2 separate regions of the Homo sapiens genome follow, and region 2 is linked to region 1. The links are chromatin loops, found by intact Hi-C in ENCODE. Cell type or tissue: dorsolateral prefrontal cortex. All regions are shown on one strand. Links, peaks and the distances in the headings refer to the core of each region. The heading gives the core; the rest is flanking DNA.

Region 1 (16,643 bases), core at 4,847-8,846:
CCTTTAACTGATGAATGGATAAACAAATGGTTGTATATGCATTCAAAAAAGCTCCTGATGTGTGCAACATGGTGAATAAATCTCAAATACCTTAAACCAAATGCAAAAGCCAGACTCAAAAGACTGCATTCGTTTGACATTCTGAAGAAGGCAAAAGTATAGGAAAAGAAAATATCACTGCTTGCCAGCAGTTGGGACAGAGAGAGAAAATGTCTAAAAAGTAGTATAAGTTTGGCAGGAGGGATTATGGAATTGTAGTTGTCAAAACTCATACAACTACACTAAAATAGTTACTGTAATAATTTCTATATGTAAATTACATCTCAATAAACCTGGCTCTCCTCCCCAAATTGGAGATCCTATAGATAAACTAAGAAGTCATACAGATCAGGAAATCAGCAGATTATGTTTCAAATTGGTTAATCAGGTATATTTTTAGAATTAATGTCCTAACATAATGTCCCAAAGAATAACAACAATAGTTAAACGTGGGTACCTCTGGGAAGTGAGAGTGGGGAGATGTGGGTCACCAGATGGATGCTTTTCTTTTAAATTCTTCCTGTACTATTTTTTTGCCATATGCAGTTATAACATTAATTCAATAGACATATTTTAAAATTACAAATAATTAAAATTTACCCATGTTTTATAACTTCTTTGAAAGTAAGGAATTTCTGTACATATTAAAATGTGTTTTGTCTGTGTAATCTTCATTCTGCAAAATGGTATTAAGTAGATAGAAATGAAATCAAATTAGGATAAATTAGGTTATGTTTAATTTGTTAACATGGAATAGTGATTTCTTCTCTTAGCAAAGGAAATTGCAGTCAGGGACATTATCTGTACACAGATAAAGCTCATTGTAAATGCAGCATTTGCTCACCTGTTCTTTTAGGTGAAAGCACTTGGTTGGACTTGAAAGGTCATTTATCACCTACAGGAGAACACTTATGGGCTACTTGGGCTCCTTTTCTTGCTTTACTATAGAATTAAGCTTGCTTATGGAGAATTTTGCTTGCATCTGCAGTCTCTACAGAGGATCATTAATGTGTTAACAAACCTATTTTGCTGAGTCAGATTAGAGGTACCCCTTGTTGAGTACAGTGCCATGCACATAGTGGGCAGTCAGCATTTTCTTGATTATCTTCTCCAGTCAGGGATAGTCACTGTGTCTGTTGTAACCCTGTCTCAACAATTAAAAGGTAAGAGGAAAAGTTATGGAAAGATCATCAAGCTAGGCTAGTCTTATTTATGTCCCAGAGATCAGGTAAGTTTCCATGTAGCGTAGGAGTCATTTTATGATGATGATGTATCTGAATTTTCAGGGACAGCCCTGCTTTCAAGTATGCTAGCCTATTTCAGACCACAAATTCCAATTTTTGGACTTGAAAACAGATTTGCTGTAGCTATGGTGTAGTATGGCAGTCAAACCTGTGGGTGTTTACCCAGACCCCACCATCAGGATTATTTTAGAGGCCTTTGCTGAAAAGCTGACTGAAGATGTCTTTGTGATATGTTTAGCTACTCCCTGTGAACTAAATACTTTGACGGAACAAGAAATGACTTTAACAAATTAATATTCATCCCTGATTACAGCATATTAATATATTCTTTATAGGAAATTAGGGAAAAGTGTTGAAAAATGTAAAAATCATCTTTATTCCCATACCTCAGAGATAACAACTATTAATATTTGAATGTGTTTCATTCTATTTATTTCAATGCATATATAAAAATTGAGCTCATATCCTGTATGTTTAATTATTTTACTTTTCATATTTATAGTGAACAAGTTCCAACCTAAATAAATATTACTAAAAAGGAGGATATTACTTGATTTGGGGGTGTTTAGTCTATTTCTGTTTTTTACTTTTGTGAATAATAACTCTAATGGAAGTTTTAAAGAAACTTTTGTGTTTATTTCATGTAGAAGTAGAAATACAACCACAAATGTCATAAATATTTTTAGGACTTGAGATAAACGTTTCAGATTGTACATCTAAAAGTTTGTACCAACTTATACTCTGCCAACTGTGTATGAAGATGAAATTTCATTGACCAACCCCCTAACCATTTCTGCATGTTATAACTTACAGAATCATTTCCAATTTGGCAAATGAAAGTTATGTCTTTGCATTAATTTTCTGTTTTGATTATTAGTGAGACTTAAATTTTTCATGTTTATTGATAGCTTTTCTTTCTCTGTTCATCTACTTTGTTCATTTTTCTGTTGAAATTATTGGGCCCAAGAAATAATTGATTGAAAGGGAAAAATTAGTGTGGTAACCAATATGTGAGTTAATGTTCCAGTTACATCTACCCCTTCGTTATGTACAGATGTCAATTTTTTTTTTATTTTAACGAAAATGTCTATCTTGATTTGGAGCTGCTGATTTTATCACCTTAGTGTGGCAGTGTCACTACCAAGGGAAACGTTAATCAGAACCAGAAAGTTGTGAGAAACACTGAAAGTTATTTTTAAGGAGTGTGGTTTGTGCCTTAAATGTTGAGCTCTGAATAGCCCATAACTTGTAATAGCAGGAGCTTAATTTTCGGGTGTTCTTTTTTTTCTTTTTCTTTTAACATCTGTGGTGTGTTAAATGTGTTATCTAGAATATCTCTTTTTAAAATTTTCATACTAATCCTGTGAGATAGGAATTATTATCCCTACTTCATCAGTGCATGGACAGATTTAGAGAGGTGTGGTAACCTCTCAGGCTGCACAGCAGGGTTAGAGGTGGCTCAGGATTAGAACTACAGATACGCATCTTCCAAAGTGCAGGATCTTTTTTACTGCACCTTGCTGAATTCCAACAATGTTAAACTCAGACGCAGCTACAAACAAGGTTTTCGTTTGTTTCTTTGCTATAGTTTTTTGTTTTGTTTTGTTTTATATCACTATCAAAGAAGCAGCAAGACTCAGATGACCTACCTTAGACTTTCCTTTCGTTCTGGCTAATATGAATTCTTTGAGACTTTTTGGAGGTCCTATAACTTCTTTCTTATGTTTCCTCACTTTTATACTTTTATGTCTTGAAATATATTTGGGCAGCTGCAAAAAAGAAACAGGCAGTTATTTTACTTAACAGTATCTTGATAGATAAAAGGAACCAGGAGAAGCCAGGTAACCTACCTTCTTTTTTATTTTTTTTATTTTTATTTTTATTTTTTGAGACTGTCTTTTTTTATCACCCAGGCTGGAGAGCAGTGGTGCAATCTCAGCTCACTGCAACCTCCGCCTCCCGGGTTCAAGTGATTCTCATGCCTCAGCCTCCTGAGTAGCTGTGATTACAGGAGCCTGCCACCAAGCCTGGCTAATTTTGTATTTTTAGTAGAGATGGGGTTTTAACATGTTGGCTAGGCTGGTCTCGAACTCCTGACCTCAAGTGATCCACCTGCCTCAGCCTCCCAAAGTGCTGGAATTACATGTGCAAGCTACCGCAGCCGGCCGGTAACCTACCTTCTGAAATACTTATGACAATTCCTAGAAGTCTAAGAACTATATTTTTAAAAAGCATTATGGATTTTAAAAATGTGCTCCCCATTCATCAGCTCCCTTTCCCACCCATATTCTTTGAAGGGAGGGGTAGGTGATGCGCCCTTTTTATGTTTGCACAATATATGAATTCCTCATAGTATCCAGGGTAAACTTTTGAGCCTCATGGTCAGTGTTGGAAAGATGCTCAGCTAGGATCGGCCTTAATAAAACAAAAAGATCCTTCCAAATCACTTGTCCTTCTCTTCCCTTTTCAACTCTGAACTTGCCACTCTATTTTTAGCTAGATCAGCTTCTTATTTAGGATAGTTTCCTTTTATTTCTACATTGAGAATTATCTATTCTTTATCATATCTGATCATATGTAAATATGTAACTGTGGATTGTGGTAAAAATTTCTGACAAGTGAGCCCCTGAGAACCCTTGAGGACTTTACCTTTTCAATTTTCTTTGCTACTTTCATTCTAAACTTGAGACAGATAGTTCTGTCTTTTTCTATCTCTTCAATCTTGTAACTGTGTAATATGACTATTAATTGTTTATTACTTACTGGTTACTTTTAATTGTTTCCTTTTAACAAGTCAGAGCTTTCTTAGCTTTTAGTTTGGAACTTAATGTTTTTTGTCGTTAATTTTTTGTATTTCATGGCATATTTCCCAAATAGATTGAGTATGCCATGTCCTCCTTTCATCACTGAACTCTGCTCTTTTCTCATTTGGTTGCTATCTTCTCTACTTTAATAGAGACTGAAAACACAAAACTAGATTTCAGTGACTTAACAGACCTCCAAAATATGAACTCTGATTATTCATGTCAGTCTTTATAAGAATACATGATTCTCCTGAACAGTTTTCTTCCTCAACTGTGATTCTAGGGCAACAACTTGGTTTTCTGGGTATGCTGTCACTCCTATTGCTCTTTCTGATACTGGATGGTGGCCATTGATGCCTTCTGCTTTTGGGGTTATAGAACGTTACAACTGAAAGGCACATTAGAGATCATCTAATTGAATTCTTTCTTAAACAGATCAGTTGAACACATGAGGCCCAGAGGCCATATTACTAGAACTAGGATTAGAACCCCAAGTCTCCTAACTTGTTCCCTAAATGCCCTGGACTGGATTAGGGATCCTGTGGTGTTTTTTCTTTACACAGGTTCACCTCTCCATGCTACAGAGTAGTAATCCCTGCTTATCACTGCAAGATATTGCTGGAAATAGTATCCTTCAGGAGTTGATTATAATTGGTAATCATTTCCTATGGAAACAATATTTAAAGTGTATGGTGTATTCTTGATCCAGAGTTAATCATCAAGGAAATCATAGATTTGACAAACAATATATTGAACCCAAGACTGTACTAATTCAAAAAACGCATACTATCTTCCAAGTCCTATAAAATAGACCAAAGTGTGCAGGCTGATCAAATACAGTGTTAAGATTTGTGCTCCAGTACTGATGGAGGCATTGCCAAGTGAATTTCTGGCAGGTGAACATCTTATCTAGAGTGAGCTTGTTGAGCCGGGAAAGCTCAACAGCCCTGTTCCGTGGGCAGAGATGTCCCTTGTTAGCTAGACACCTGGTCTGCCATTATTAGCTTTCTCTGTAGCTTGGAGTGGGTGGCTATTATTATTCAGCCTTTTTTTTTTTTTTTTTTTTTTTTTTTTTTTTTTTTTTGAGCCCAGGCTGTAGTGCAGTGGCGCCATCTTGGCCCACTGCGAGCTCCCCCTCTCGGGTTCACGCCATTCTCCTGCCTCAGCCTCCAGAGTACCTGGGACTGTAGGCGCCCGCCACCACGCCTGGCTAATTTTTGGTATTTTTAGTGGAGACGGGGTTTCACTGTGTTAGCCAGGATGGTCTTAATCTCCTGACTTCGTGATCCGCCTGCCTCGTCCTCCCAAAGTGCTGGTATTACAGGCCTGAGCCACCGCGACCGGCCTATTCAGCTTTTTTCAGTTTCCAGAATATTCCATATTGAGTAAAAATAGCACTACAGAAAATTGCCCCTTCCACTTGAGACAACATTTCCATGTGGAGTATGGCCGTTCATTGTTAACACAATAGGTTGGAATAATAACAGCTTGGACACTCAGCTCCACTTTCTGATGCAGTCAACCCCCAGATTAATAATTTGTATTAGAAAAAGACTGTTAAAGCTGGGCAGGTGACTCACGCCTGTAGCCCCAGCACTTTGGGAGGCCGAGATGGGTGGATCATTTGAGGTCAGGAGTTCAAGACCAGCCTGGCCAACATGGTGGAAACCCTGCCTCTACTAAAAATACAAAATTAGCCTGGTGGGTGGTGAGCGCCTGTAATCCCAGCTACTCGGAAGGCTGAGGCAGGAGAATCACTTGAAACCAGGAGGTGGGGATTGCAGTGAGCCGAGGTTGTGCCACTACACTCCAGCCTGGGTGACAGAGTGAGACTCCATCTCAAAAAAAAAAAAAAACTATTAAAAGAAAATAAATGTAACATTATAAAATACAATTATGTTTATCCACATTTGAAATTTTTAAAAGATAGCCTTGATTTTGGTAAAGTCAGACCTTAATTCTGGGATTTATGTCTTTACTTTCTTGATTGGTAGTATAATGCTCTTTTTTCTTTTTTTAATGTGAGCTATTTTATTTTTATTCTTTTAATAAATATTTTAATTAACAAATCATAATTGTATATATTTATGAGGTATAATGTGTTGTTTTGATATGTATACAGTATGAAATGATTAAATCATGTGAATTGACTTCTTTTTTGAAATCATAGTAATAGAGGATGCTTTTTTTTTTTTTTTCAATGTTCTTCCTTGACAACACAAAAATTTGGTGTAACCCTTGGTTGGGTCCCCAAATTATTTTTGAAATTTTACTGGTCAGTGAAATTTCCAAATCTGGTAACCACCATTATCAGGTATGATTTTATGTGAGCATAAATATAACAGCTATAAGACCAATAGGACCTATGTGAATATGCAAATTATAATACACATTAGGGGCTTAATTATCAGTTTCTCATTTCTTCTTACAATTTAGAAAGACTTCACTGGCAATATTTGGATAGGTGGAATCTTTTGGTTCAAATAAGAGATTTCTCTCAATAAATACCGGTCTAGCAAATCCTCCCGGGCTAGAATGGTGATCTTTAAGGGCGTTCACGAGTGGAGGGCCACTATTTCCAAATGAAAAAGCGTCATCAAATCATCACTGCATTGATTTGCTTCTAGACAAGGCATTTTATTTTAAAATTTCAAATAACAGAAAATCGAGAGTGCGACATTTTATGATTATTTTAAAGACACACAGGTTTTAAAAATGCTTGAGAAATGCTAATCCGGAGTGGAGGTCATTCTGTAAAAAATAGCCTGCCTCCTGCTTCTGCTGCCACTAGATGGTACCCGGGTGCGCCGGGAAGCCGTCGGAGAACGTCTCCTGGGGGTTGCGCTGCCGTCGGGCAGGTGGCCGAGCCCCGCGGGAGCTGTCGTCGGGGCCGAATTCACTGCGCCAAGGTCCAGCGGAAAGCTGGGGCATCCCGGCGACCGCAGGGTGTCCCTTCGCAAATTCATCAGGCGAAGGGGAGGCGGAAGCTCCTGGCCGCTGCTCTGGGGGAGGGCTCCGAGCTCCAACCTGCAAGTCCAGGCAAGGGGAGCTCCCCGGGGGCGGGCCGGGGTGCCAAGGTCCTTTTTGGGGTGGGGAGCGCGCTGGGGACCGGGAATGGAGTTCCATCAGGGCAGTGAGTGTTACCAAACCCGTTGACAAAGTGGGGGCAGGTTAATGCACATGCAGGGCCGCGTCGCAGCAGGAGGTATTTCCACACTGCCTGGTGAGGGAGGACTGCCGCGGTTTCCTCAGGCTGGTGGGTGCTGTCTGGACCGTCTTGGAGGACTACTGAGAGGATGGGCTGGGACTCGTCCTCCGAACGGCAGGAAGGCTGAACAGGTGTGCTTCTCAAGATTCACCTCCAAGAAACCTTCCCGCCCCTGCCCCGTCCCTTACCCGCAGCCCCAGCCGGATTCAGTAGTGCTCCACCTCTGTGTCCCAACGCAGCTCACAGCTCCTACATGTGTCCCTGACTCAGTTTACCACACTGTCCTAACATCCTTTAACCTACAAGGCCAAGTTCCTTTAGTGCATGTCTTTTCTCTCTCCTCTCTCCCTCCCTCCCTGCCTTGACTCTTTGCCAAAGAGTTTGGCATGTAGTAAAGTACTCTTTAAATAATGATCTTAAAAACTTATCTAAAGACTTGCCATAAAGTAATTCATTTACTACTGTCAAGGAGATTTGTATATTAGCTATGAATTGGATGATCCATATCAAAATTGCATATATATTTAAGTGTCTAAAAAACAAATCATAAATTGGAAGAAAATATTGACTATTTAGAAAATATCTGGATGGGAGATTTTCTAAGCTTTAAAGCAAAATAAATTGCAGAGTAAAATATTGATAGACACAGTTTATGTCTATCATGTTATTGGATTTTAATGAGAACATCACTATGCATATCTAGTGTAAAACTCCACGGAGTAATATTTGGAGAAGTTGTATACATTAGTGGTTCGGGGGTTATGGGATTAGGAGTGATGTATTTTATTTTACTTCCTTCTTTATGTGTATTACTTGACTTCTTTTTGTCAAGGGGCAAGTATCGTTCTGCCCCCCACCCCCCAAATAATGAAGGTAATGTGTTAGGAAAAAAGCAAATAAATATGAAAGTGGGAAAAGCTATATGTAACACATATGACAAAGGATTTCTATATCTATTTCTATTCTATTCTGTTCTATTCTATATCTTTATAAAAACCTCTTTCAAATTGAGAAGAAACTTTAAAATTCATCCAAGAGATAAATAGCATGGACAAAAATTTCTTCTGTACTTTGCAGTTTTCTACAATTTGTAATTCAGTACATCTTTATTGGATTTTACCGCACTGACAGACCCTATTCTAAACGTTGGGATGTGATGGTAGATAAAACAGGAGAAGGGCCCTGCCCTCATGAAGTTTTCATTCTAGTGGGTCTAATACAATTAAAAAGCGAATTACAGATTGTGATACATAGCAGGAAGGATGGGGAGCAGATCCTTGAGCAAGGGGAGTCACTGAAGATTTCTCTGAGGGGGTGACATTTGAGCTGAGACCTGGAGAATGAGAAGAAAGGGGAGAATACTACAGGCAAAGGGAACAAGAAGAGCAAAGGCCATGAGGTGGGAAACTTGTTATATCACAGCTGTGAAAAGGAGACCAGTGCTCCGGAAGGCTGAGTTATGAGAGATGAGGTTGGAGGAGTGGGAAGAACCCAGACTATTAGCCTATCAGGTCATGATAATGATTGTGGATTTTGCTTTATTCTAAATGTAATTGGAATCCATTAAACACCAATATTCTCCTAAGCAGGAGACAATAGATTAAGAAACCCCAATTACTGGGGAACAGTTTGATGTGGAACCATTTAGGCTGCCAGGGTAAGAAAATAACCTTTCAAATTAAGGATTATATGTGATTAGCAGAGGAAATGTGTCCTGTGATTGGGAATACTCTTTTCTTTGACACTTCAAATAGGGTCTGTTTTTTCCCCCTACATGGCTGCAAAGTCTAAACTGGGCCAGAGGACTCCAGGTAGTCTGTATCCTCCCTAAGGAAACAAAGATTCAGCCTTGGAGACACTGCTATGTACCCAAGAGCGGTTATCACCAACTGCTACCCCTGCTAGCCTGTTGCCCACTCATGCCTTGCCTTCCAAAGGCAGGAAGGAGAAGACTGCCATCTTCCTATCTAAGAATCCTGCATTTTCATCCTTTCAAAGGGATGTTTTAAGAGAATCCACACAAATAATTTTGTCGTGAACCATTTTGATTATGTTGTATCCCTTTATGGTTGATTAATAATTGTCCCACACTGGAGGAGCTTAGCAGCTAAGGTTATTCATGGTATTTCTGGAAAAAGCTTTCTTTGAAAGGTGAAAATTTCAGTTAATCACCACGCTGATAAGCAGAAATGCTAAACTGAGAAATTTTCCTGTTAAGTTTTTAAATTGCACTAAAAGCTTTATGACATTGTGCCATCATACGTGTCCTTTCCATATGTATTCAAAATTTTGAGGCAGTAAGTAAATAAATAACACTCTTCTAGCCAGTTTTAAGCTCTAATTGCTGTCAGCCATTGAAATATTATTGGGAAACATTTTAATATCTACTTAGTAGAATGTAGACTATTCAGATTGCTGAAGTGTGGTGCTATTTTGAGTCGCTTTTGGTCTTGCATACTATTTCTGTAATCCTGTGGACACTAAGATTGAGGGACTCATCAACAGTCTCTGGATGTCTCACATAACTCAGAGAGGCTATGAACATTTTCAGGCCTCTATCACTTTTCCCCCATCGCCCCCAAATTTCATGCTGATATTGGAAAGAACATTCAATTATCATGTAATACATATAGTACAGGATAAACAATTTTTAATATTAATTAGAGATGTTTTGTTGATTTATAAACCAGTAGAATTCTCTCACCCACTGAAATAGCAGGGTGTGAATTTGGGGGCACAGACCTATCCTGTTCACATACCCAACACCAATTCTCTCTTTTCATCTATCATAGGTAATCCTTAAGTCACTTATATTGAGAATTGTGACACAAGTTCAGAGTAGCAGAGGACTATAGACCTGGAGGGGTCTTTAGAAGTCTTCTAGCCTGCTTCTTGACCTCCTCATTTTACAGGTGAGGAAGATAAGATCTGGAGAGATTGGGGAACATGTCTAAAGTCTCAGGTGGCTGGTGGTCAGGTGAACTAAAACCTCCAGTGTCAGTCAGTGTTGCCTTTGGACTGAGAAAATTCCAAATGGTTAGTACTAATAATTTACAATATGCTGAATTCTAACTAAATTGAGCCCTACAGCTGGAAGTTTAAGCAGTTCTCCTGGACAGAATCTCTGTTGGTAGGGTGGTTTCATTCCTTCTCAGCTCTAAGGGTGAGGCCTTCTTTAACAGGGAACGTAATTGCTACTTTGTGCAAAGGAACAGTTTTTCTTTGTGATGGATGTTTTCCCTTATTTGTGGAGTTCTGAATTTTTTTGGTTGCAGCCTGAGAAGTAGTATTTCTACCAGCTGAATCTTTATTGAAAGCTCATTTGGCCAAAAAAGTTTGCATTTATATTGCCCATATTTTATTAATGCTACTTTCTTTCTTTCTTTTTTCTGTTTTTCCTTACTGTTAAGAAAGGCAAATGCTTTGAAATGACCACATGACAAGAAAATAAAATTTTGACAAGGAATAGAAAAGGAAGCTAGATCTTTGCCCGATTTCCTTTGACCCTGTCTGGCTTTCCTTCAGATTTGCTAGTGCTAGTTTTCCTGGCTTCTTTCCTGCTGCTGTACTTTTCATATTCAGCACACTGAAAAGCTTGAATTGTTCCCTTTGTTAACTCAGAAGCCTGCAAATGATGAAAAGATTACATATTCAGCAGGTCAAATCTGAGACAGTTTTCTGAATTAAAAAAATATTTTGTGTTTCATAGCCTGGTCTAAAACTAGAGAAATTGAATAAACTAATGTCTGGAAAAGAAGAAAGAGTTTATGTCAGATGTTTATGTTAAGCACTGGTTAATTTTAGCATATAGACTCCAAACAAAGGAAACGTAGTAATATGTAACCAACATATTGAGAATACTGTCTAATTCAAAACACCTAATATTTGCCAAATAAATATTTGGCTTTCTAATAAGAATAGCACATAAATGCGGATCAACAAATTTGGTTCTTTTTTGTAGTCAGATGGTTTTTATATTTCTGGACACCAGGGTGTGCTAGCCATCACATGTAAATATGGATGAATATTTATTTTCTGGTTGGTTAGGAATGTGCACATCCTTTAGTTGATGTGGGTAACAGATGTCTTGTGGGTAACAGATGTCTTGCCTTTTAGAGACGAATTGGCAAAGAGTGGATAAAAGGGGATAATTAAAGGGGTAGGAGGAGACAAAAGCAAAGTACAATCTTCCTTGTGGTGAAAAATCTAATAAACCTCCTTATTATGGGTAATTGTTTTCCTTCTTCAACCTCATTTGCTGTCCCTTTCCATAGGACTCAAATACATTGTAATGGGAAAGTATAAAATAAACATGAGACAAGACTACTGCCTACTAACAACCAGATTTGTTCTGTCACAGAATATTGTAGTATAATTGACTCAATGAACATCAGTTTTTTTTGAAAGAGACAAAATATGAAATCATGTCTAATCACTAATGGCAACTTATATTGTAATTGGCAGCACAAAGGTTCTATGTTGAGGATGATTAATATAAATATAGTTGAATTATATGTCAAATGCAGTGATATAGTGGACTGGTGGGAAATGAAATATGAGAGGCTGAGTATGTCGTATGTTACTTATTCATCTTAGGTCCTATTTAGTTTGCTGTTTGTTCGCTGTCAGTCCTATCATACTGCCAGTTGAACTGGAATAAATGGGAACATGTAGCAGATGTTTGAAGCCATTATCATTAACAAATCCTCAATTTTGCCAGTGTTTTTCATCGTGCAAGATTTAAAGTAAGGTGTCACTTTCTGTCTTAACTATATCACCTATGTCTATATTATTCTTAAGATTTGTAACTTTTACTTTTAACCAGGATAAATTTTTATAGCTTGTGAAACATTCAGTGAGTATCCGCATAAATCCTTGGTAAGAACTATTATGTAATCATTTTTATAAGGAGCCAGTAGTGCTTCAAAGAGAAAGTATCAGATTATGTACTCAGAGCCTTACTTAATACAGAATTTAGATAAAGCTGTAAGGTGAGATTGTTTATTTTAGATGCAAGGCACATGATATTGAATTTTATTTGACTGCATGTCCCCTCAGAAAATAGGTAGGTAGAATTTGTTTCAAAAATACCAACTGTGTTTTAAAGGCTATTAGAATAATACAGATCAGAATCCTAGTTTTCAATTGTTAATTAGTTATCAGCTTCTTTCTGCTGTATTAGAATTCTATTTTATTCACAATTGCTAGAAATTTGTGGGGTGGGAGAATTGTTCACCTACCCATTTCTTTATGGCACCTTAGTCATGAAAGGTACCATTGCTTGAGTAGTCCAGAGACTGTTACGTAAGTCAGTCACTTTGTCTTTTTGAGCCTCATTTTGTTATGTATGAAATGGAGATAGTGACAACTAACTCCCACAGTTGCAGTGGGATTATATGAGATGACGAATGCATGTGAAACTAACATATATTTAATTGTTGAGTGCTTTATGATTGTCTTCACTCTGTGGATTCATATTCCTTAGTTAGTTGTGTCAGTTGCTAAGCTTTTCTTGGAAATAGAGCGTCCAAGGAGATTCTGATGAAATGTCTAGTGACAAATGGTTTGAGATTGTGTGTCAGAAGAGTTACTCTTTTTCCTGCCTTTAGCCCCTTAAAATATGCAAGTGAAGAATAACCATAGTGCAGCAAGTTTCTTAACATTAAATGAGTTTTCCTATTTTGTAATTGTAGATTTCCATAAGGTGTAAATAAGTAGGGTCATAAAATATTGGTGTTATGTAAGAGTTTAAGATTTTTGGACCCACTTTCCCTATGCTGTTCATTTTCTATTTTCAGAGGACAACACTGAGGCTCTGTAAGGTTAAATGTCTTCTCCAAAGTCAATCAGCAAGTTAGTGACAGAGTGAGGGCTGAGACCTTTGTCTTTTCCCAAATTCTTTGGCTGGACCATCACCAGATACTACCTGCTGTGTGACCGTCTAGAATCTAGTCTGGGTCATTAAAAAAAGGAGAGCAGTCAAATCACTCTTGACAGAGCGGAAAGAGATGCATTTCTTTATTATGCCTTTTAAATGGTCTCTGCACCCTAGTTCATTTGGCTATTCCTTTATGGATTACAAATATATTTTGATTGTTTCGCTTGTTTGCATAAGACAACTGACTTTACCCGCTTCGGTAGTAGGAGAGATAGTCCCTAAGTCTTTATATAGTATTTCCTATGTGCCAGACATTGGTCTAAGGGCTTTATATAGGTTAACTAATTTATTCTCCACAACACTATGAGGAGATATATTATTATTAGTCCTGCCTTTCATATAAGAAAATGGAGGTACAGGAGACAAAGTAATGCCTAAGATTACAAAGCTAGTATAATCAGATTTGTAAGATTGGAACTGGAGAATACTAGAAAGATTTCATTGTCAGTAGAAACCTAGATGAATGCTTGCCCATGATATGACTTCTCTTTTTGCAAGGAAAGTGCCTTGAAACATGTTCTAAAGCACTAGATTTTATCTATATGGCTCTATAGAATCCCAATCAAGTTAGAATATATGGTTCTTCTGTATCACATAAATATTGATGAAAAAGTATATTTATTAATGTTGGTCACCACTAGAATAAATAGGAAAGTGAGCTGTTATGCTTGGTTCAATGTTGATAACAAAACAGTATTTTATTTTAGGATTGTATTTCCCTTAGGATACCAGTAATAAAAATGTTTCTAGAAATGATGCTTCATCAGTTAAGAAAAATTATTGATAGAAGAGAATAATTTCTATATGATTGATATAGAATTTGTTCTTTCTTAAATATTCAGTTATATAGGAATAGTACCCATTTTTGCTCCCATATCGGTATTTGAAGTTAAGTAAAAGTTGTCATTTGTGTATCAAATATTTTATAAGTACTACAAAAGCAACTCCAATTTGAGTGATTAGCAATTTAAAGACTTTAGTTTTACTAACAAAGATTATATGGTAAAAAGTTGAACATTTAGATAGTTATGGGAGGGCAGTTGTGATTTAACGAAAAGTTCATTACATTAATAATACATTTATTTATTTTTGTTTTTGTTGCATTTGCTTTTGGGGTCTTAGTCATAAATTTTTTACCTAGAGAATGTTGAGAATAGTTTGTAGGTTTTCTTCTAGAATTTTTCTGGTTTTAGGGCTTTGAGTTAAGTCTTTAATTCCTCTTGAGTTGATTTTTGTATAATGTGAGAGGGGGATCCAGTTTCATTTTTCTATGTGTAGCTATCCACTTTTCCAAGAACCATTTATTGAATAGAGTATCCTTTCCCCAGTGTCAGTTTTTGTGTGCTTTGTCGGAGATCAGTTGGTTGTAAGTATGTAGCTTTATTTCTGGATTCTCTAATCTGTTTCATTGGTCTATGTGTCTACTTTTATACCAGTACCATGCCGTTTTGGTTACTGTAGCCCTATATTTATAGTATAATTTGAAGTTGGGTAATGTGATGCCTCCAGATTTGTGCTTTTTGCTTAGGATTACTTTGGCTATTCAGATTCTTTTTTGATTCCATAAAAATTTTAGGATATTTTTTCTAATTCTGTGAAAAATGTTGTATTTTGATAGGAATTGCACTGAATCTGTAGATTGCTTTGAGCAGCATGGTCATTTTCACAATATTGATTCTTCCAATCTATGAGCATGGGATGTTTTTCCATTTGTTTGTGTCATCTATATCTCTGCACAACCAAAGAAATAATTAACAGAATAAACAGATAACCTACAGAATGGGAGAAAATATTTGCAAAGTATACATCCAAAAAAGGATATATCCAGAATCTACAAGGAACTCAAGAGAATCAGCAAGAGAAAAGCAAATAATCCCATTAAAAAGTGGGCAAATGACACGAACAAACACTTCTCAAAAGAAGACATACAAATGGCTAACAAATATGTGAAAAAATGTTCAACATCACTAATCAGCAGGGAAATGCAAATTAAAATCACAGTGTGATACCAGCTTACCCCAGCCAGAATAGTCACCATTAAAAAGTCAAAAAACAATAGATGTTTGGTGTGGATATGGTGAAAAGCAAATGCTTATACCCTGCTGATGGGAACTTAAATTATTACAGTGTCTATGGAAAACAGTATGGAGAGTTCTCAAAGAACTAAATATGGAACTACCATTTGATCCAGCAATCCCACAATTGGGTGTCAAAAAGATACCTGCAGGTGTATGTTTATTTCAGCACAGTTCACAATTGCAAAGATATGGCATCAATTTAAGTGCCCATCAACCGATAAATGAATACAAAAAATGAATACAAAATGTGGTGTGTGTGTATGAGCATGTACATATATATATATACACACACACGTATATATATATATATATATATATATATATATGGTGTGTTTGTGTATGTATTTGTGTATATATGTGTGGCATATATATCATAGAATACAACTCAGCCATAAAAAAGAATGAAATAGTCTCTTGCAGCGACTTCTGATGGAACTGGAGGCCATTATCCTAAGTGAAGTAACTCGAAAACAGAAAATAAAATACTGCATGTCTTCACTAATAAAAGGGAGCTAAGCTATGAGTATGCAAAGGCATACAGAGAGACGTAAAGGATATTGGAGACTCAGGAGGTGGGGGAGGGTGGGAGGGAGGTTAGGAATGAAAAATTATCTATTGAGTACAATGTACACCATTTGGGTGATGGGTACACTGAAAGCTGAGACTTCACCATTATACAGTTCACCCATGTAACCCAAAACAACTTGTACTCCTAAAGCTATTGAAATTTAAAGAATTTTAAAACAATAATACAAAGCTTATTTAGTATTATACTATTTAGAAACAATATATTTAAATGAAATTTGAATAAATAACTCAACCACTAGGCGCTTCATGCTGACGAATGTTTTACATCAAAACATAAATAGGCACCACTTTGGACATGTGAGTTAGTGGTGAATGTGTTTGTGTGTGTGTGTGTGTGTGTGTGTGTGTGTAGTAAGTGGAGAATGTTGGGGAGGTGTAGACAGTGAACAGATTAGTTTAACAAAGTGTAATTTTTCACAGTTGTATTGGTATAGATATTCTAAATTCTATTATTGATTTGCCTTACTTTATGGACTAGATGTGTGCATTAAAGAAAATTACCTGAAGGTCATGGTGTCTGTTCAAATGATTCATTCTAGTATACGTTCTTTAGTGAGGAGGGGAAATATAGTGGCTCACCAATGCCTCAAAGGAACTACGACAATAACAATTGTGTTAAAGTGTCACAGAAAATAAATATAAAGTGTCACAACTATTTTTTTAGAGACATAAATATCTATGGTTAGCTTTGCGTTTAGCACATTTGCTTAAAAGTTTAAAGGAAGGAGGGCAAATGAACAGAAC
Region 2 (16,643 bases), core at 6,265-10,264, 88 kb after region 1:
CTTCAGTTCTGCTCTGATTTTCGTTATTTCTTGCCCTCTGCTAGCTTTTGAATGTGTTTGCTCTTGCTTTTCTAGTTCTTTTAATTGTGATGTTAGGGCGTCAATTTTGGATCTTTCCTGCTTTCTCTTGTGGGCATTTAGTGCTATAAATTTCCCTCTACATACTGTTTTAAATGCATCCCAGAGATTCTGGTATGTTGTATCTTTGTTCTCGTTGGTTTCAAAGAACATCTTTATTTCTGCCTTCATTTCGTTATGTACCCAGTAGTCATTCAGGAGCAGGTTGTTCAGTTTCCATGTAGTTGAGTGGTTTTGAGTGAGATTCTTAATCCTGAGTTCTAGTTTGATTGCACTGTGGTCTGAGAGATAGTTTGTTATAATTTCTGTTCTTTTACATTTGCTGAGGAGAGAATTTACTTCCCATTATGTGGTCAATTTTGGAATAGGTGTGGTGTGGTGCTGAAAAAAATGTATATTCTGTTGATTTGGGGTGGAGAGTTCTGTAGATGTCTATTAGGTCCGCTTGGTGCAGAGCTGAGTTCAATTCCTGGGTATCCTTGTTGACTTTCTGTCTCGTTGATCTGTCTAATGTTGACAGTGGGATGTTAAAGTCTCCCGTTATTAATGTGTGGGAGTCTAAGTCTCTGTAGGTCACTCAGGACTTGCTTTATGAATCTTGGTGCTCCTGTATTGGGTGCATATATATTTAGGATAGTTAGCTCTTCTTGCTGAATTGATCCCTTTACCATTATGTAATGGCCTTCTTTGTCTCTTTTGATCTTTGTTGGTTTAAAGTCTGTTTTATCAGAGACTAGGATTGCAACCCCTGTCTTTTTTTGTTTTCCATTGGCTTGGTAGATCTTCCTCCATCCTTTTATTTTGAGCCTATGTGTGTCTCTGCACATGAGATGGGTTTCCTGAATACAGCACACTGATGGGTCTTGACTCTTTATCCAATTTTCCAGTCTGTGTCTTAATTGGAGCATTTAGTCCATTTACATTTAAAGTTAATATTGTTATGTGTGAATTTGATCCTGTCATTATGATGTTAGCTGGTTATTTTGCTCATTAGTTGATGCAGTTTCTTCCTAGTCTCAATGGTCTTTACATTTTGGCATGATTTTGCAGCAGCTGGTACCGGTTGTTCCTTTCCATGTTTAGTGCTTCCTTCAGGAGCTCTTTTAGGGCAGGCCTGCTGGTGACAAAATCTCTCAGCATTTGCTTGTCTGTAAAGGATTTTATTTCTCCTTCACTTATGAAGCTTAGTTTGGCTGGATATGAAATTCTAGGTTGAAAATTCCTTTCTTTAAGAATGTTGAATATTGGCCCCCACTCTCTTCTGGCTTGTAGGGTTTCTGCCGAGAGATCCGCTGTTAGTCTGATGGGCTTCCCTTTGAGGGTAACCCGACCTTTCTCTCTGGCTGCCCTTAACATTTTTTCCTTCATTTCAGCTTTGGTGAATCTGACAATTATGTGTCTTGGAGTTGCTCTTCTCGAGGAGTATCTTTGTGGCGTTCTCTGTATTTCCTGAATCTGAACGTTGGCCTGCCTTGCTAGATTGGGGAAGTTCTCCTGGATAATATCCTGTAGAGTGTTTTCCAACTTGGTTCCATTCTCCCCATCACTTTCAGGTACACCAATCAGACGTAGATTTGGTCTTTTCACATAGTCCCATATTTCTTGGAGGCTTTGCTCATTTCTTTTTATTCTTTTTTCTCTAACCTTCCCTTCTCGCTTCATTTCATTCATTTCATCTTCCATTGCTGATACCCTTTCTTCCAGTTGATTGCATCGGCTCCTGAGGCTTCTGCATTCTTCACGTAGTTCTCAAGCCTTGGTTTTCAGCTCCATCAGCTCCTTTAAGCACTTCTTTGTATTGGTTATTCTAGTTATACATTCTTCTAAATTTTTTTCAAAGTTTTCAACTTCTTTGCCTTTGGTTTGAATGTCCTCCTGTAGCTCAGAGTAATTTGATCGTCTGAAGCCTTCTTCTCTCAGCTCGTCAAAATCATTCTCCATCCAGCTTTGTTCTGTTGCTGGTGAGGAACTGCGTTCCTTTGGAGGAGGAGAGGCGCTCTGCTTTTTAGAGTTTCCAGTTTTTCTGTTCTGTTTTTTCCCCATCTTTGTGGTTTTATCTACTTTTGGTCTTTGATGATGGTGATGTACAGATGGGTTTTTGGTGTGGATGCCCTTTCTGTTTGTTAGCTTTCCTTCTAACAGAGAGGACCCTCAGCTGCAGGTCTGTTGGAGTACCCTGCCGTGTGAGGTGTCAGTGTGCCCCTGCTGGGGGGTGCCTCCCAGTTAGGCTGCTCGGGGGTCAGGGGTCAGGGACCCACTTGAGGAGGCAGTCTGCCCGTTCTCAGATCTCCAGCTGCGTGCTGGGAGAACCACTGCTCTCCTCAAAGCTGTCAGACAGGGACATTTAAGTCTGCAGAGGTTACTGCTGTCTTTTTGTTTGTCTGTGCCCTGCCCCCAGAGGTGGAGCCTACAGAGGTAGGCAGGCCTCCTTGAGCTGTGGTGGGCTCCACCCAGTTCGAGCTTCCCGGCTGCTTTGTTTACCTAATCAAGCCTGGGCAATGGCGGGCGCCCCTCCCCCAGCCTCGCTGCCGCCTTGCAGTTTGATCTCAGACTGCTGTGCTAGCAATCAGCGAGACTCCCTGGGCGTAGGACCCTCTGAGCCAGGTGCCGGATATAATCTCGTGGTGCGCCGTTTTTTAAGCCCATCGGAAAAGCGCAGTATTCTGGTGGGAGTGACCCGATTTACCAGGTGCCGTCCGTCACCCCTTTCTTTGACTCAGAAAGGGAACTCCCTGACCCCTTGCGCTTCCCAAGTGAGGCAATGCCTCGCCCTGCTTCGGCTCGCGCACGGTGCGCGCACCCACTGACCTGCGCCCACTGTCTGGTACTCCCTAGTGAGATGAACCGGGTACCTCTGATGGAAATGCAGAAATCACCTGTCTTCTGCGTTGCTCACGCTGGGAGCTGTATACCGGAGCTGTTCCTATTCGGCCATCTTGGCTCCTCCCCTAATTTTCACCACTTCTATGCAACTTTGTGTTGGAGATCTAATTTGTGAAATAAGGTAAGAGAAAGAAAGAAAAGAAATGCAGATTGGGGCTGGGTGTGATGGCTCATGCCTGTAATCCCAGAACTTTGGGAGGCCAACGCATGAGGATCACTTGAGGTCAGGAGTTAGAGACCAACTTGGGCACTATAGTGAGACCCTGTCTCTATAAACAATGTTGACAAAATAGCCAGGCATGGTGGCATGCACCTGTAGTCCCAGCTACTTGGGAGGCTGAGGTGGGAGGCTCACTTGAGCCCATGAGTTCAAGGCCACAGTGAGCTATAATCACATCACTGCACTCTAGCCTAGGCAACAGAGTGAGATCCTGTTTCTAAAAAAGAAAAAAAAAAGAAATAGAGATTGAAAAATAAGAAGTAAATGAGGTCAGGTGACATAATTGTGTATATTAAAAAATCCTAATGAATCTAATAAAAAGCTACTAGAATTAATACTTTAATTCAGTGAGGCCACAAGATATAAGATTGATATGAAAAATCAATTTAATATGAATGGAATTATACAGTATGTACTCTTGTTAAGTACATGCATTGCAAATATTTTCTTGCAGTTGGTAATTTGCCTTTTAGTAAGAGCAGAAATGTTATTTTATTTATTTTTATTTTATTATCTTTTTATTTCCATAGGTTTTTGCAGAGCAGGTGGTATTTGGTTACATGAGTAAGTTCTTTAGTGGTGATTTGTGAGATTTTGGTGCATCCATCACCCAAGCAGTATACATTGTACCCCAATTTGTAGTCTTTTATCCCTCACTCCCCAGCAGAAATTTTAAAATTTGATGAAGACCAATTTATTAATTTTTTTCTTTGTGGTTTTGTTTTGTTTTGTGCTCTATCCAAAAATCTTTGTCTACTTCAAAAATATGAAGAATCCTAGCCCATGTTTTTTTCTAGAAGTTTTACAGTTTTAGCTTTAACTTTTTATCCCTGATACATTTTGATTTAAGTTTTGTATATGGTGTGAGACAGAGGTCACATCCATATGGATGTCTCATTGCTCCGGTATCTGTTGTTGAAAAAAAATTCATATTTAAATATATTGGCACTTTTATCAAAGTTCGATTTGTCATGTGTTTGTTTCTATATTTCCTATCTGTTTCTTTTATCTGTATGTCTTTGCTGTGTCAGTTGCACACTGGATTATCCTCACTTTATAGTAAGTCTTGAAATGATGCAGTATAAGTCCTCCAACTTTGTTGTTCTATTTTGAAATTGTTTTGTGCTATCCTAAGTCTGTTAACTTCCATATAAATTTTGGAACCAGATTGTCATTTTTGACACACAAAAAAAAAACCCTGAGAGATTTTTATTGGGATTGCATTGATGTCATAGATCAATTTGGAGAGAATGATTTCCTTAAAAAATATTGAGTCTTCCAATCCATAAACATTTTATATTTCTCCATTTGTTTATATCTTCTTTAATTTATTTAAACAATATTTTGAAGGTTTTCTCCCCATCTATTTGTATTGCACTTATTTTGTTTAATTTCTCCCTGAGTATTGCCTGCTTTTAAGATAATATTGTTAAAGGTGTTTTTAAAATTTTCATTTTTCAATTTTTCCACTGTGGTAATGTTTGGAAATACAATTGATGTTACAAGATCAGTTCCCCCAGGGCTTAGGCTTCACCTTAACAACTTTCGTTTATCCACAATACTGGGAACTGTGGCTTAGACATACAAAGCAATTGGTAAATATATGTTTAATTTAATGAATTTATGCTTGAGGATTATTTTAGCTCAAAGTCTAAGTTCAATCAGTGAAGCATTAAAGTTTTAGTCCCCAGAAAAATAGAGATGCCATATATTCTTTGTAAACTTTAAAAATCTTGTGGCCGGGCGTGGTGGCTCACGCCTATAATCCCAGCACTTTGGGAGGCTGAGGCAGGCGGATCACTTGAGGTCAGAGGTTTGAGACCAGCCTGGTTAACATGGTGAATTCCAGTCTCTACTAAAAATAGAAAAATTAGCCTTCTACTTGTCAAAAAGGCACGAGTAATTTCTGCATGTATGGATTCTGCTGCATATATATTTTGACTAATAAGCCCCTGGAAAAAAAAGGGACACCTTCTCAGAAGTTGGCAGTGTTTTTCCTTTGCCTGATAGCATGTTATAGTGGACCTGGCTACTAGAGTCAATCTTCTGAGTCGAAAACTAGTTCTCTTACTTACTGATAGTTTTGTCCTGAGTTGTTCAGAATCTGAATGGTTTCTATCCTTTTCAATTTATTGAGTTGTTCTATGGTCCAGAATATGGCTTGTGTTGGTGTGTGTTCTGTGAGCACTCAAAAAGAATATGTATTTGTAGTTTTGTGTATAGTATTCTGTAAATATAAAGTCAAGTTGTTTGACAGCGTTGTTCAAATATTTTTATCCTGATTTCTAATTATTCTACCAATTATTGAAAGAAAGGTGTTGATATTCCCAACTATAATTATAGATTTGCTGATTTCTTCTTGCACTTTATCAGTTTTTATTTCTGGTATTTTGAAACTGTTTTTAGGTGCGTATGTATGCACACCTAGATTATTATGCCTTGTTGATGAATGAATTCCCTTATTATTATGAACTATCCCATTTTATGTTGGATAATATTCCTTGATCTGAAGCTACTTTATCTGATATTAATATAGCCACTGAAGCTTTGTTATGATTAGTATTTGCATGGTATATATTTTTCCATACTTTAATATATATGGGTCTTATATTTATAGTAGATTTCTTGTAGATCGTGTACAGTTGGGTCTTACATTTTTCTCTAGTCTGACAACTTTTCACTTTTAAAAATTAGCGTGTGCAAGGAACAGAAAACCACACACCGCATGTTCTCATTCAGAAGCAAGAGTTGAACAATGAGAACACATGGACACAGGGAGGGGAACGACACACACCGGCGCCTGTCATGGCTTGCGGGGCGAGGGCAGGGAGAGCATCAGGACAAATAGCTAATGCATGCGGGACTTAAAACCTAGATGATGGGTTGATAGGTACAGCAAACCACCATGGCACATGTATACCTATGTAACAAACCTGCACATTCTGCACATGTATCCCTGAAACTTAAAGAAAAATAAAAAAAAATTGGAGTGTACAGACCATTTATAGTTAACATAATTATCAACATAATTAATTTTAATTTTATTACCTTACTATTTTTTCCACTTTGCTCATCTCCTTTTTTTTTTACTTTTTCTTGTTTTTGATTAGTTCATTATTTTTAATATTCCAATTTATTTTCTCTATGACTTATTAGTGATTTTGCTTTTTTTTAGGGTGTGTTTTATGATTTACAATATACATTTTTAACTTATCATAATCTACCTTCAAAAACTGTTATGCCACATTACATATAATAACAATCTTACAAAGTATTTTTAGTTTTCTCCCTCCTGTCCTTTTTATTTTGGTTGTCATACATTTTATTTCTGTATCTATTTAAATTTCACAATGTAGCGATGTAATTTTTTGCTTTAAACAGTCCATTTTAAATAAATTACATTGAAAATATTTTTAATATGAACATTTTTTTCTCATATTTACTATAGCTGATGCTTGTAACTTCTTTGTATAGATCTGAGTTTGGACTGATATTACTTTTTTCAGTCAGAAGATTATTTTTAATATTCCTTATAGAGCATGAAATTCTCTCAGCTTTTTTTAGTTTAAAAATACCTTCATTTTTGAAGGATATTTTCAGTGGACATAGAATTCTAAGCAGTTTTGGGGATTTTCTGGCTTATTTTTGTCAGCACATTAAATACATTGTTTTATCTTCTAATTTGCATTGTTTCTGACAAGGTCAGGAGTAATTCTCTTTCTCTGTTTGTATTGTAACTTTTTTTTTTTTTGCCATCTTAAGATTTTTTTTTTTTCTGAAAAACCATCTTAAGATGGGTTTTCAGAAATGTTATTATAATGGGCTTAGGTGTGCTTTTTGTTTGTTTTTATCCTACTTTTGTTCCACTGAACTTCTTGGATTTGTGTGTTTATGGTTTTCATTAAATCTGCAAAATTTCTGTGCACCACTATGTCTTCAGAGTTGTTTTTCTATTCCATGCACTATTTCCTCTATTCTAGGGTGCTTCAAATACATGTATATCAGACAACTTGATATTGTTCCATAGGTAACTGAGGTTCTCATTTTTCTGCAGCTTCTTTTTTTCTCTGTACTTCAATTTGATTCATTTCTATTGCTTATTTATTAAAGTTTATTACTCCTTTATTTTGCATTTTAAAATCTCCTAATATACCCTTCCAGTGAAGTTTTCATTTTGGATACTGTATTTCTTAGCCCTAGAAGTATCACTTGTCTCTTTTATATAGCTTCCATTTGTTTACTATTTCTATATTTGCTTTAGTGCTTGACCATATTTATAATAGCTATTTTCAAATCTTTGTCTTTCTCTGAGTCTGTTTTTTTAAAACTGCCCTTTCATTTATGAATTATATTTTTTCTCTTTGCATACCCAGTAATTTATTATTAGACACTGGACATTGTAAAGGTTACATTATTGAGTATCTGGATCTTATTGCCATCCTTTCAGGAGAGTTGAAGTTTGATTTGGAAGGCATCTAAGAGCACTGAAGAATAGTTTGCTCCTTTTAAGTGTTGTTTTTAAGTTTTGTAAGGGAAGGTCTAGAGTAGCTTTAACGCTAGGACTAGTTTAATCTTACTACAAAGGTGTAATCCTCCTGGATTTCAACTGAATGCCCCAGGTTTCAGTAAATTCTCTACATTCTTCTTGGTCAGTACACAGACATCTCCCAAACTCTGTGTGAACTCTGGGGATTGTTCTTTTTACTGCTTCTCAAAAATTGTTCTTTGCTTTGTTTCATGAAGGTTCTCCTAAGTAGGTACTACGTAGCATTTAGAAAAAGACTCAAGGGTACCTCACTGCAGAGTTTCAAAGTTGCTTCCTTGTGAAGCTCCCTCTGGTTCTGCAAATACCAGTTATCTTAGACTTGTCAAACTTCAATATCTGTCTCCTTCACTTAGCAAGACTGCCATGTGATAGCTTAGCTTGGTTCAGCCTTTCTCCTCACAATCTTTCAAGAAGTGCCTCTAGGAAAAGAAAGACCCTGGGCAATAGTGGGGCTCGGTGTTTCCCTTATTTTAGGGATTATAATCCTATGCTGCCACCTGTTGTTAAATGCCTGAGTTTTATTTTATATGTGTATATATATAGTTATATATATATATTTCACACGTATTTCACACATATATTTCACACATATGTTATACATATATATATGTTTCATTCATATGTATATATCTTTTTTTTCTCCTGATTTTTAGCTGTTTATGGCAGGAGGGCAATTTTAGTACCAGATAGCCTGTCATGGATGGAAGCAGAAGTCCCTGTTTTAATTTGTAAGATTTTTAATGTGTTATATTTTGTTTATTCAATTACTGATTTAAAAGCTTATTTATTCTATGGACTAGGTCTTTTGAGACTGAATCAAGTCAAGTGCAACAGAGTAATAAATGCCTAAAATAAAATTTTGGACATGACCAATTTATTAAAATGTGTTCATATGACAGAGACAGACAGAGAAAGAGCATGAGAGGGAGAGAGATTAAAAGAGTTTCACAATCATTTATTCATATTGAGGGAACCCCTCAACATATAGTTCAAGGTGCTGAATGATAACAACTTTTCAGGGATGGACTACTTGTAAGCCGTTCATACGTCTACACAATTACCCCTGCAATGATCAATCTCACTGTAGGAATGGTTGGAATATAATATTTTTTATAGTGCCTATGTTCCTTGTATGTTTAAGGTTAGTTATCTAGGAAATTTGCAGTTTTTACAGATTATCATAGATTTTTATTCAGAATGAATGTAGGTAGTTATATATACTTTCAACATTTCTATTTTCTTTCTGATAGTTACATTTTCCCTCCCTCTGGCATGTTAGGGGCTGGAGGGGCAGATGCTTGATATGCCCCCAATGTGACACTGTGCCTCCTTTTCTTACTCCCACTTTTTCTTCTTTTTCTTTCCAGTTTTGTGTATTCTTCCATTTTCCAGTCTTGGTTACTCAAGAAGCAGTAGATAATGAGGACAGTAGTGCTTAGGGCTGGTTTAGAAGAGGAAGAGTTTTGCTTCATTACTTCCTCCTTCACATGGCTCGGTCACCTCTGAATTATGACTCATATAAATGTAGCATAAAGCTACATTCAGGCTCTTTTGAGGCTTCATGAAAGCAGAGCTTGTATATTGAAATTTGAGAAAGAACCACTCTTAGGGGCAGATCGACGCAATCACCAGTGGCTTTTAGTTCCATCATAATGTAGCTTCTTTCATGCCCACTCTAATGAAATAGGAATGCTGCATTACTGCAAACTGATTTCTGTTTCAGTTGAGAGAGCTTATTTAAGGGCAAGATGGAACAAAGAGAGAATGTGTGTTTGCTTAAGTATATGCAATTTGTATCTATTGGATTAGAAAAAAAATTTTAATTTAACCTTTTTTGTATTGATGTGACTTTTTTTCACCTGCTAATTTTTCTGAAGGAAACATCTGTAAAGTTGACCTTCAGCATTACAGAAAATAGGTCACTTTCCTAAAATATATTTTAAAAATACTCTTCTCAATGATACAGACCATAGAAATATCTATTTTTTCCTGGTCACTGATATTTTAAGAACTTGATGGGTTTGATCAACATTGAAAAAAAGTATACATACATTTACACTCATGAGATTTTACCTTCAATCTAAGATGTCTTTAAAGACCATCCATATACTTCATGTTAAGGCAATACTTTGGATTAAGGTGGAAGAGGAATGTATATTTTACTTGAGGCAGGGAACTGACATGTGGTAAGTATCTTTTTTTTTTTTTTTTTTTTTTTAACGAGGTGAGTCTTGCTATGTCACACAGGCTAGTCTCAGGTGAGTCTTGCTGTGTCACACAGGCTGGACTCAAACTCCTAGGATCAAGGGATCTGCAACCGTGCCCAGTTGAGCATCTCTTTCTTAATGTACATTATTTCATTTAACCTTTTTTGACATGGATTGTTTTATCCAAAAATGGCAGAAACAATATTTTTAGTCTCACGTGCTCTTCTAAAATACTACCACCTGAACTTATGGGTCCTGTGTTACTGTCTCAATAAAAAGAATGCTTCAGAAGTGCCATACATGACTTTAAAATATATAAATCTAAGGGGTACAAGTGCAGTTTTGTTACATGGATTTATTGTTTAGTGGTGAAGTCTGGGCTGTTAGTGTAACCGTCACCCAAATAATGTACATTGTACCCATTTAGTTATTTCTTATCCCTCACCCCTGCCTTTACCCTCCCACCCTTCTGAGTCTCCAGTGTCTATTATTCCACACTCTATGTCCATATACATGACTACTGAGGCTAATTCATAAAAGGCAGTACTTCTTCCTGGCTCACTACTTCTCTCACGTTCTTGGAAACCTGCCACCCATGTTGTTTGGAAGCCCAGGACACATAGACTTTATATGTAGGTGTTCTGGCCAACAGCCCCAGTAAGATCTCAGCCAACATCCAGTATCGACCATTAGACATGAGTGTGAACAAGCCTTCAGAGGATTTCAGGTCATAGCCTACAAGTTATCCACAGATATTAAGTCTACCCACTGAGGTCTCAAATATCATGGAGCAGAGACAAAATGTGAATTTAGCCTTCAGTTTTTGAAGTGCCCCTGCTAAGGCTGAGTTGAGCAGAGATGAGCAATCCACACAGAATACTCCTCAAATTGCAGGTTTCTGAGCAAAATAAGTGTCATGCTTTCAATTCATTAAGTTTTAGGGTGATTTTATTGGCAGCAGTAGATAGCTGGATCACATTTGGTTCCAGGAATTGAAGCGTAGCTAAAACTAAACCTAATACATGTGGCAATAGCTTTAGGGTCAGAGGCAGGTGGAAATGGGAAATGTCTTTAGGGGAGTGTTACTGAAAACTTAAAAGAGATCAAGGAAGCTATCAGAGGAAGCCTGGTGACCTTGAAAAGGCTGTTGGTGAGAACTTGAAGAAAAGAGAGGAAAATGTTTTTGGAAGCTGGAGGAAAGGGGACTCATGTAGTGGCAGAAAGCTTAGCAATAATGTCTCCTGCAGTAAAATGGAAAATAGGAAATATACCTATATTCTAGCTAAAGAGTTTTGCAGAAAGAGGGTTGAAAGTGCTTTGCCTTCTGTCTGCTTCCTAGCTGCCTGTAGTAAAATGCAAGGAAGAGAGATGAGCTAAAGAAAGCACTGTTATATATAAAGTCTCCAGGACTTGCTAGGTTGGAAAAGAAAACTGTTTCTCATTCCCAGCCTCTCCAGATGGCAAATGATGCTAAAATTAAGATGTGGCTTCTGAGCAGAGATCAAATCCAGGGTGCTGTCAGGAAAACATGGTCTAAAGATAAAACCTTTTGTTAAGGCCTCATAAAGTTTTGAGATAGTGTATTTTAGACCATTTTGAACAGAAAAAAGCCCACTAATGACCTTAAGGGGTGTTTCACAGACTACTTCCATATAACAATAGCGTTTCTCAAAATCTTAAGGGAAGCATTCTTAAAAAGAGCCAAAGTTAGAAAAAGTCTTATCTCTGTGGGATTTGGGCATGTGGCTTTTGTCTAATGGAGTGGATTATAAATTGATTCATAAGAAATCCACAAAGTGTTTAAAGGAATTTTAGCATCTAGTATTGAAAAGGATGGAGACAGAACAAAATTAAAAGAGGATTTTAACTCCTAAATTTCCATGAGCAGGAAGCAGACCAAGAAAACTTTAACTACAAAGACAACTTACATTTTATGAAATGGGAAAGATAAGTCAGTGGGTCAAACAGCTCAAAAGGCAGAGTAAAGAGTTATGGAGAATTCCTAGGTAGCAGGACTGATTCCTAATGAAGGAAATGGAAATATGTACATGGCTATATGTCAGAATGATTCAGTACCCGCTGTATTTCATCTGTTTTCTCCTTATTGAATGTGAATACTCTTAATGGTTTTCTTCAATCTATCACATTGCATGTCAGGTGTGTGTGGAGTAGATGAATCATCTTTTAGTTCACAGATCTCCATTTCAAGAGGAATGACATTCAAAGGGCTAAACTTAAGGAATCACATTCAAGGAACTTCATCTGATTTAGATGACAGGATCCTGAACCTCAAGCTTGATGGGCTTGGGGAAAGGGTTAAGTGTATTTGCATGTGGAAGAGATGTGAATTGTTGTCTCCTGAAAGTGGATAGTGGCAGATTTTAATTTCCAATAAAGACCTCCACAATACTTTTGATCTCAATGCTCTTACAGAACCTTGCCACTCCCCCTTTAATGGATACATGTCCCACCCCCTGAATCCTGGGTAGGTCTTTGTGACTATTTCAAAGAATATAATGCTGCAAAAGTGATGCTGTGTGACTCCTGAGGCTAAATCATAAAAATAAATAGAGCTGCCACCTAACTGCTCTTTGTCTTGGAATGCTTGCCTTTGAAATCTGGGCCCCATGTTGTGAGGAAGCCCAAGCTACAGGGAGAGGCCAAGTGTAAATGTTCTGGTTGTCAGTACCAGCTAAGATCTCAAACAACAGCTGGAATCAATTGCCTGGCTTCTGAGTAACTGAGACTTCAGATGATGCTTGTTCTCAGCCTTCAAGCTGCCCCAGACACTGAGTGGAGCAGAGATAAGTTATCTTTAACATACCTGATCACATTACAAAATTATGAGTGAAATACATATCATTTCTAAGTTATTACAATGTGAGGTGATTTTTTTTTTATGCAGGAGCAGATAATCCACCAAGAATACTGTAAGTTACGTACAATCATCTATGTTACAAAATGGAAATATGCTAACAGCTACATAGCATGTAAGTGGCAGTGCTGAGCTGTGAACCCGTGTGTTGGAATCCAAAGTTTGAGTTCTTTCTAATTTTTGACCCACTCCTGTAAAAGGGCATAGGTTGACTAGAAAGACATTGAGTTGAACTAGAAAGTCCATTCAGCTCTAGCCCAGGATGATTGAACCCAGTAGAATGAAAATGAGATTTGTAACCTGCAAGTGTAGAGGCTATCCTTGAAAGCAAGGCATGTTTTGTGGTAAAAAGTTTTTATGGTCAAATTTTGCCCTTATATCTACAAGACTTAGTGGGACTTTGATCAAGCTATATAATTTCTCTGTGTGCAAGTTTCCTCAATTGTGAAATGAGGATATAATATCTAACTTGCAAGTTGTAAGGATTATAATTTTGTATGCAAATAAGGGAAACTCTTATGTCTGAATATCTTAAAGTAGTCATCTAAAAGTCACGCTGGAATATGAGTGGCACACACCCATTGCTCTCTGACTTCTGAACAAAAATGTCTACACTGAGCTTGGCCACTGCCCTTTTCCCTTTTGAAATCTTGCTGCCACCTGCCGTTTCTTCCGTACCTTCAGATACTCACTGCCCCATGGGTCTTTGGCTGTCAGGGGTCCGGCTGCCTCTTCCATTACTCCTCTATAAAGCTCTTCAAATCTCCTGCCCCTGCCACAGGCTTTTCTGCCTTGAAATTTAGCTAATCTTGATTATTTGTTTAATGACATTCAGGTGCAAATGAAGCATAACCCTATAAGACCTTTACACTTTAAAAGAACAGCTCATTAACTACTTTGAATCTCTAATTGATAGAATTAGTGGGAGAGACAATTTTGTTCCCAGAGTTCTTTGCCTACTCTCCCTCTCTCCTCCCACAATAAGCAAAAAATACTCCTGAAAGTTACTTTGTAACCTCTCTGTACCCCTTTTGGGAAACAGTCTGTACTCTGACAGGACCTAATGGAAATGAATTTGTTGCCTGTGGGAGAACTGAGGTGGGCAGCAAACATAAATGAACTTTATTTTAAAATTGCAACAATTTTTTTTTCTACCTCTTGTCCTTCTCAAATGGTGGATGGTGGTGTTGGTGGAGAGGCTACCATTTATTGGCTATCTTGACAAGTACTTGATGCAATTCCCATTTAATGCCATTGTCTATGTATTTACTTTTTGGATTAGCCTGATTTGATCTTTTAAAAAATGTATTCATTATTGGTGACTATTTGAATTCTCTCTGGAGGGAAAGGAGAGAGAAAAGGATAATTATGCTGTTCCTTTGACTATGGCAGAGTGACTTCCATCCAGTTTGTTTAACACAGAAGCACAAAACATTTCTGTACACTGTGCAGTGGTAGGTCATGAGGCAGAAACGGCGTAGAACAAAGTATATCACTGGAAGGTCTTTTGAAAAGGTGTTTGTTTCACTCTTTAAAAAATACACAGAGATTTTCACAGTTCAGGATAAGGAGTGATATGAAGAAAGAGAACAGAGGTGGATAGAGTTTGTGTTATATCACTTTTTTTATACATTAATACTGTCCCCTAAATACATGAGGTAAAACTTAAAATGCATTATAACCTGGGCTGGGTGCAGTGGCCCACACCTGTAATCCCAGCACTTTGGAAGGCCGAGGTGGGCAGATCACTTGAGGCCAGGAGTTCAAGAACAGCCTAGCCAACATGGTGAAACCCTGTCTCTACTAAATAAATTCAAAAATGAGCTGGGTGTGTCGGTGTGTGCCTGTAATTCCAGTTAATCGGGAGGCTGAGGCACGAGAATCTCTTGAACCCAGGAAGCAGAGGTTGCAGTGAGCCAAGATCATACCACTGCACTTTAGCCTGGGTGACACAGCGAGACTCTGTCTCCAAAAAAAAAAAAAAAGTATTATAACCTGATAAAGATATAAACACATTTTGTACTAAACAATGTTAACAGCCCCCATCCGAATCTCTGGCTCCATTTCCAGTCAATACAGAGTTGTCCAATTTATTACATTCTCTGTGGATTTATTACACTGAATTTTCATTTTGTTCTAATGTTCTATCTTACAATAATTAAACGTAAGATTTTATCATAGTAACCTCCCATTTTCTGGTTCCCTTTGACCACTGAGCCCTCTGTCCAGGAGTCATGTCGTCATTAATGTCACCGTGTGGTATCAGTACCTCCCTAGTCTCAAACTTTTCACCATGTCCGGCTATGTATCAGAAGTTTCTGGGCAGCTTGAAAATTTCTAAGGCCCAGCTGGACGCAGTGGCTCACGCCTGTAATCCCAGCACTTTGGGAGGCCGAGGTGGGAGGATCATGAGGTCAGGAGATTGAGACCTTCCTGGCTAACACGGTGAAACCCCGTTTCTACTAAAAAATAGAAAAAATTAGCCGGGCGTGGTGGCAGGCGCCTGTAGTCCCAGCTACTCGGGGAGGCTGAGGCAGGAGAATGGCGTGAACCCGGGAGGCGGAGCTTGCAGTGAGCCGAGATCGCACACTGCACTCCAGCCTGGGCAACAGAGCGAGACTCTGTCTCAAAAAAACACAAAAAAACAAAAAAACTTATAAGGCCTAACCAGAGCTACTGTACCATAATGCTTTCATTTCTGTTCCTTCCTTTTCTTTCTCATTACCATAACCCGAGAAAAAAAAACACCAGAGCTTCTCTCTCTGCCATACAGCAAGATACAGCAAGAAGACAGCCATCTGCAAACCAGGAAGAGGGTCTTCACTAGATACTTGATATGGTTTGGTTCTGTGTCATCACCCAAATCTGATGTTGAATTGTAATCTTCAGTGTTGGAGGTGGGGCCTGATGGGAGGCGACTGGATCACGGGGGTGGTTTCTAATGGTTTAGTACCATCTCCCTAGTGCTGTCTTGTGACAGAGTTCTTATGAGATCTGGTTGTATGAAAGTGTGTGACACCTCCTTCTTTGTTCTCTCTTCCTCTTGCTCCAGCCATGTAGGATGAGCCTTCTTACTCTTCACCTTCCGCCATGACTGTGAGTTTTCTGAGGCCTCCCCACTCATGCTTCTTATACAGCCTGTGGAACTGTGAGCCAATTAAACCTCTTTTTTTAAAAAAATAAATTACCCAGTCTCAGGTAATGCGAGACTTTACAGCAATGCGAGAATGAACTAATACAATATTGAATCTTCTAGTACCTCAATCTTGGACTTCCCAGTATATCTTAAAGAGTGTGTTTCTTTAAGAGGGAAACAAATGCCTATTCAGAAAACCTTCCAGTGAGGTACTTTATTCTTTGCCATTTCTACCTCATGACCTTCCACTGTACAGCACAGAGACATGCTCTGTGTGTTAGCATTAAACAAACTGGAGGAAAGTCATTCTGCCATAGTTAAAGGAACAACATAATTGTCCTTTTCTCTCCCCACCTCACCAGTTTATTACATTCTATGTGATGATTATAGCAAAGTGACTTTAACTCTTCACTCTGCCACTGTTTGCTTCCCATTTTTATCATAGTAATTTCTCATTTTCTTTAGCCTCGATCTGGTTCCCTTTGACCACTGATCCAGTGGTCTAATCTTCATCTAGATCCAAGTCTAAATCTTCATTTCCTGGGTTGTTGTGATTATCTATTAACTGATGTCTCCAACTAGTATCTTGTCTCCCCATCTCTGGCAAAGAATGCCTTTGCCAGATTAATCTTTCTGAAATAATACCTTACACATGCGGTCCTCAAGTTCAGTAATTGTTAATTGTATCCGTATCGTCC

The links. Hi-C counts contacts between places; a loop is a spot of excess contacts. Peaks named below come from ENCODE experiments on the same cell type or tissue, not always from the same donor. Only the 100,000 strongest peaks of a DNase experiment are listed, where the experiment ranks them.
Region 2: a loop joins it to region 1, with 2.6 times the contacts of the local background. A loop is called at or near these places in 48 of 110 quality-filtered maps.

The regions. Positions count from the first base shown.
Region 1 is chr2:157,587,843-157,604,485 of GRCh38, reverse strand. The region is part of intron 1 of ACVR1C (activin A receptor type 1C); the gene reads left to right. Among named protein-coding and RNA genes, the nearest start is that of ACVR1C, 33 kb to the left of the region's middle. In dorsolateral prefrontal cortex, for the core only: a CTCF peak has its summit at 6,876 (motif pointing right); a DNase peak (open chromatin) is centred at 6,915; H3K4me3 peaks cover 731 bases; H3K27ac peaks cover 480 bases.
Region 2 is chr2:157,501,528-157,518,170 of GRCh38, reverse strand. No RefSeq gene overlaps it. Among named protein-coding and RNA genes, the nearest start is that of CYTIP, 66 kb to the right of the region's middle. RefSeq lists enhancers at 2,072-2,719, 2,720-3,368. In dorsolateral prefrontal cortex, for the core only: CTCF peaks have their summits at 8,034 and 8,233 (motif pointing left); no DNase peak of the experiment used is centred there.